Regions from separate parts of the Homo sapiens genome. Here region 2 is linked to region 1. A link is a loop called in an ENCODE intact Hi-C map of the cell type or tissue named here. Cell type or tissue: A673. All regions are shown on one strand.

Evidence for each region. Hi-C counts contacts between places; a loop is a spot of excess contacts. Peaks named below come from ENCODE experiments on the same cell type or tissue, not always from the same donor. Only the 100,000 strongest peaks of a DNase experiment are listed, where the experiment ranks them.
Region 2: it touches region 1 in a loop (2.2-fold over the local background); 1 of 110 quality-filtered maps calls a loop at or near these places.

The regions. Positions count from the first base shown.
Region 1 is chr11:30,811,755-30,814,254 of GRCh38, reverse strand. No RefSeq gene overlaps it. Among named protein-coding and RNA genes, the nearest start is that of LINC02859, 78 kb to the right of the region's middle. In A673, no CTCF peak of the experiment used is centred here; DNase peaks (open chromatin) are centred at 1,254 and 1,724; H3K27ac peaks cover 1,661 bases.
Region 2 is chr11:30,913,104-30,915,603 of GRCh38, reverse strand. It overlaps DCDC1 (doublecortin domain containing 1), which reads left to right. Exons shown (of 39, transcript NM_001387274.1): 27 at 1-93. All of the region lies in intron 4 of LOC105376611 (a long non-coding RNA gene), which reads right to left. Among named protein-coding and RNA genes, the nearest start is that of LINC02859, 180 kb to the right of the region's middle. In A673, CTCF peaks have their summits at 1,031 and 1,241; a DNase peak (open chromatin) is centred at 1,253.

The sequences.
Region 1 (2,500 bases):
TAGATGAAAGAAAAAACAAAAACACATCATAAGCCCCTTGAGAAAATAATAAACCTTACTCCAGGAGAGAAAAATAAATATAAATTGTATAGTGGAAAAGAGCAGAGAGGGAAGCCTTCTTGGTTAGTTGAAACAAAGGTTATTAAAAACATTCAAGATACTGGGCGCGGTGGCTCACACCTGTAATTCCAGCACTTTGGGAGGCTGAGGCACGCAGGTCACGAGGTCAGGAGATTGAGACCATCCTGGCTGTCACAGTGAAACCCCATCTCTACTAAAAATACAAAAAATTAGCTGGGCGTGCTGGTGGGCACCTGTAGTCTCAGCTACTCGGGAGGCTGAGGCAGGAGAATGGTGTGAACCCGGGAGGCAGAGCTTGCAGTGAGCAGAGATCGCACCACTGCACTCCAGCCTGGGTGACAGAGTGAGACTCTGTCTAAAAAAAAAATTCAAGAATAAATTTCATAGTAGTTATCTCTGGGGTAGTACAGATGGTTTTATTTTCATTTTCCATCTACATTGTAGATGGAATAGATATATCTGCAATTAATAAGTATTTGTCATTTAATTAAACATATATATATATATATAGAGAGAGAGAGAGAGAGAGAGAGAGAAACAGAGAGATAGGGAGGGAGGGAGGGAGGGAGAGAGAGAGAGAGAGAGAAAGAGAGGGGGACAGGGTCTCACTCTGTTGCCCAGGCTGGAGTACAGTGGTGTGATCATAGCTAGCTGCAGCCTTGAACTCCTGGGCTCAAGTGATCCTCCTGCCTTAGCCTCCCACAGTGCTGGAATTACAGGCATGAACTACTGTGTCCAGCCTCAAAAGATACATATTTTAAAGGTAGTGTTACTTTTCCTAAAAGGGTAAGTTCTGGTGACTCACATCCAACATACTAATATCCACTGAATTTTCAATGATGTAGAAGGTACCACACAAAAGTCTATTTTCTACTTATGGGAAGAAACAATTGACAATATGAACTTGTAATTGAGACAGCATTTCTGAGACGTGCTCCAAATGTACAGGGAATTAGTGTCAATGCTTCTATGTGTCCCTAGCTACAAACTCTTTGCTCCAAGGTCAGAATGCAAAGTGCAAAATATTTCAATGGTAAATGCAAGAACTGCAAGACCAAGTAGCAGCACATAGGAATAACATAGTTCTGGTGCAGGAGTTGTGATTGGTATGATGATATTTGTTGAGAAGGGAAGGAAAGAAGGAAGAAGGAAGAGAAAGGAAGGGAGGAAGGAAGGAAGGAAGGAAGGAAGGAAGGAAGGAAGGAAGGAAGCTGGTGCAACTATTCAAGAAGCATAAAATGACACTTGTAAATTTAAAGTAGGACCTCAAACTATGTTCAAGGAAAATTGATATCATATTGCCACTCCCAAGAACTAGCATCAAGTATTGCCAAGGAGGGTAAAATGTTTCTCAAAGAGAGAAACAGAGGGTAAATAAAGGGCAGAACAGAAAAATTATTATAAGTATAAAAGTGTGTGGGTGCCAATTAGTAATAAATATTGTAGGAATAAAAATAGCCCTCGGCATGAAGAAGGAAGGTTACTTGGTAATTAAGGAAATTGAGAGGCTTATTGGACATCTAAAATATCAGGAAGGAAGATAATGAAAGCGTAATTGCAGATAAAAATTATAAGAGTGTCAAAAATGACTGAGGAGCGCTGAAGTTGCAAATGAAATGGAAATATCAAAGCAGTGCAGATAACATGTTACTTGTGTCTTAATTGCTGTAGGTAAAAAGCAAAGGGAAGAAATGATGACAGCAGAAAGTGGAGCTCATATTTGTCTTTGAGAGCCACTCACAAGAAGGCAGATCTCAAAGTGACAGCCCTGGACACTTTGAAAAATAATTTATTCAAAGATATTCATTTTCAAGATAGTCAATTTCTAAAAATGTGGAGAGTCTGGATGTTCTTTTTTTTTTTCTCTCTCCCAGATGCTGTTAGGTTAAACTATATAAAATTACTGATTTTCCACAGTTATTGACCAGGCGGTTTCATACGGTTCATTTAATAGAGTGCTCAGGGTAGCCACTGCTTAACATTAAGATTAATCATTTGTGGAACATTTCTTGGATTCTTTATGCAGAACACAATCTTATAATTAAAGAAAAATAGTTTCTAGGCTGAATTAAATTTTCCTTTAGCATGTATTCATTTTTTCTGAACATGGATGTATATAGTCTGTGAACTCTTGAGAGGAGGCTTCGTGCCTTTTCTAATGCATAGCCCGAGTGCCCAGACACATAAAGTATTTATCGTCAAATCACTATGATAAACAAGACCCCAAATAAAGTTTTGCTGAGTTGTAAGGTGAAGTATTTCTTTTAACGGAAAAAAATAAAGTGAGCTCTGAAGTAGAAGCTGCCTTGTGCTCCCAAGACACATTCCTGGCTGCTAGTGGTGGACAGTGTTAACAGGCTTTCAACCACATTCTTCCTATATTGGAAGCTCCTTTACAATAAGTAAAATAAACCACCAA
Region 2 (2,500 bases), 100 kb before region 1:
AGGTCCCAATCTCCGATCAGGCATGGAGGTGGTTTTGGTGGAGAAGAAATCTGATGGTAGTCATCAGCGCTGGATACACCAGGAAGACAGCAGGTAATCCCATTATATTTGGGTTTACTATATCAAAAGGTGAATAGGATCCTAATAAGTCTAGCATGGTCCCCACAGAACAAGATGAACTATATCTGAGAATTCTGGGTCTTCTATTTAACTTAGCTGATAATTCTTTATCCTAGCCAAAGAAGAGGAAGGGAATAAAATCAAATGTAAATGCTAGGTAAGCTACATACAATTTATCCACAATCAGATTCAGAGGAGGAATGTTCCCTCTGATCTCCTGGGTATAGTTTTATCTGGCCATTGGGCTCAAGACTGAACTTGCATCAATGTCATTTTTATGAAATGAATAGATCAAATAAGAATTCTAAAACGTCCCCAATTTTCAAATTTTTTGATACTTTTCATTAACTTACTCCCCATCCTTCCCCCAACACACACCTTCCCTCTTTCCTCCACCTTCATAAAATAACCAGTTTGTGGTTTCCACTCACGCAGTATAAACTAATTCCTATCTTAGCAAATATATCAACCTAATTCAATGTCTGGTCCTGGATCCAAATTTGAACCAACTACAGTACTGTAAAAAAGTTATTTTTGAGATAATCAGGAGAAATATAAAACAGCTTGGCTATCTGATGACATTAAGGAAGTCCTATTAATTTTGTTGGGTCCAATAATGGTTCAATGGTAATGTTAAAAAAAAAGTCCTGATAAGTTGGAAACATTGTAGTATTTACAGATAAAATTAAAAGCTATCTTAGATTTGTTGTAAGACATTCTATCATAAATAAAAATTTTAAAAGTTGAGGGGAATGGATGAAATGAGAATGGCAGAATGTTGATGGCTGTTAGGTCCATGCTGGTTGATTACACATTTCTCTCTCTCTCTCTTTTTTTTTTTTTTTTTTTTTGGGTGCATATGGAACATTTCTTTAATCGAACAAAAAAGAAAACAATTCCCTGTTTTTTAGATTGGTTTGCTTCAAATTCTACCATTAGTGTGATATGGTGGGCCTCCAGGGACCTCTTTAATCTCTTGAAATAGTGTACAAAGTGTATGTTTGTGCATCGTGCAATTTATTTTTTCTGGGAAAGAGCTGAGATTTTCACTGGCTTCTCAAAAGGTCTGCGATGAAAAGGCTTATGAATCAGTACTTTGAGGGAGGTTGCACAAGCTTCAGCAGGCGGCAGCAGCGAGCCCTGCCTGGGCAGGAGAGGAGCTGGTCTTACTCTGCTCACTGAGATGAGCAAAGCCTCCGGCAAGGAGAACTCGCTGGGCTGATGTTAGAAAAGACGGGAAAACCAATTGTGTAGACAGACCTGGTGAAAGTGTTTCTTTGCCCCATTCACCTGGGCTAAGCTGCCTTTGCAATGTGTAGGTAGGACAGCAGGCTTTTGTTTCTGTGAATGGTTTGCCATATGGAACCAGAATTCATTCATTCAACTGCCAAGGGTTATTGAGGGCAGTGTTTTAGGAGCTGTTGCTTTACAAAGAACAAAACAGATAAAAAATCTTTACTCTTATGGAGCTGACATCCTAGTGTTTCCTCATTTCTACATTGTATTTAGCAATTTATATTATTGCCTCGGCTTTCTGTATTATAGTAGAGGTCCCCACTTAAACCTAAATTGCAATTTGAGCATGGCTGATAAATTTGGGTGGACATGCATGGGGAATGAGAATGTGACCCTACGGCAAGAGAAAGCCATTGCATAATGAGTTTGACCCAGGAATACTTGGTCATTGGAAGAGAATACTAGTTCTGAATCTTGCTCAGTGTCTGTCTGCCTAAAACTCTATGAGATGTTGGGTCATGTGTAGCACTGCCTTGGAAAATCTAACCATGTATAACACAGAAGAGAAGGACAGTTTCTTTCCATCTCCTCCCACTTTGCAGAACATTCTGTACTTTTGTCATCTTGGGAGCTCCTCATGTCAAGACACGGAAAAGAGAGGCAGTTAGTGGAAGGGAGATGGTGATATTGGTTGATCCGTCATTGGAAACGTCAGAGTCCAGAGAGAAGAGGTGGAGCATCAGGGGGCCCAGTGGGACAAGATTTGCTGATAAGCACAAGTCCCCCTCTAGGGACACCCAGACAGACTTGAACAAAATAGTTTTTTTTGTTTGTTTTTTTTTTGAGACAGAGTCTCTGTTGCCCAGGCTGGAGTGCAGTGGCATGATCTCGGCTCACTGCAAGCTCCGCCTCCCGGGTTCATGCCATTCTCCTGCCTCAGCCTCTCCGAGTAGCTGGGACTACAGGCACCCGCCACCACGCCCAGCTAATTTTTTGTATTTTTAGTAGAGACAGGGTTTCATCGTGGTCTGATCTCCTGACCTTGTGATCCGCCCTCCTCGGCCTCCCAAAGTGCTGGGATTACAAGCGTGAGCCACCGCGCCCGGCCAAGAGTTTTTGCAGAAGTCTTGTTGATTAGGTGTGG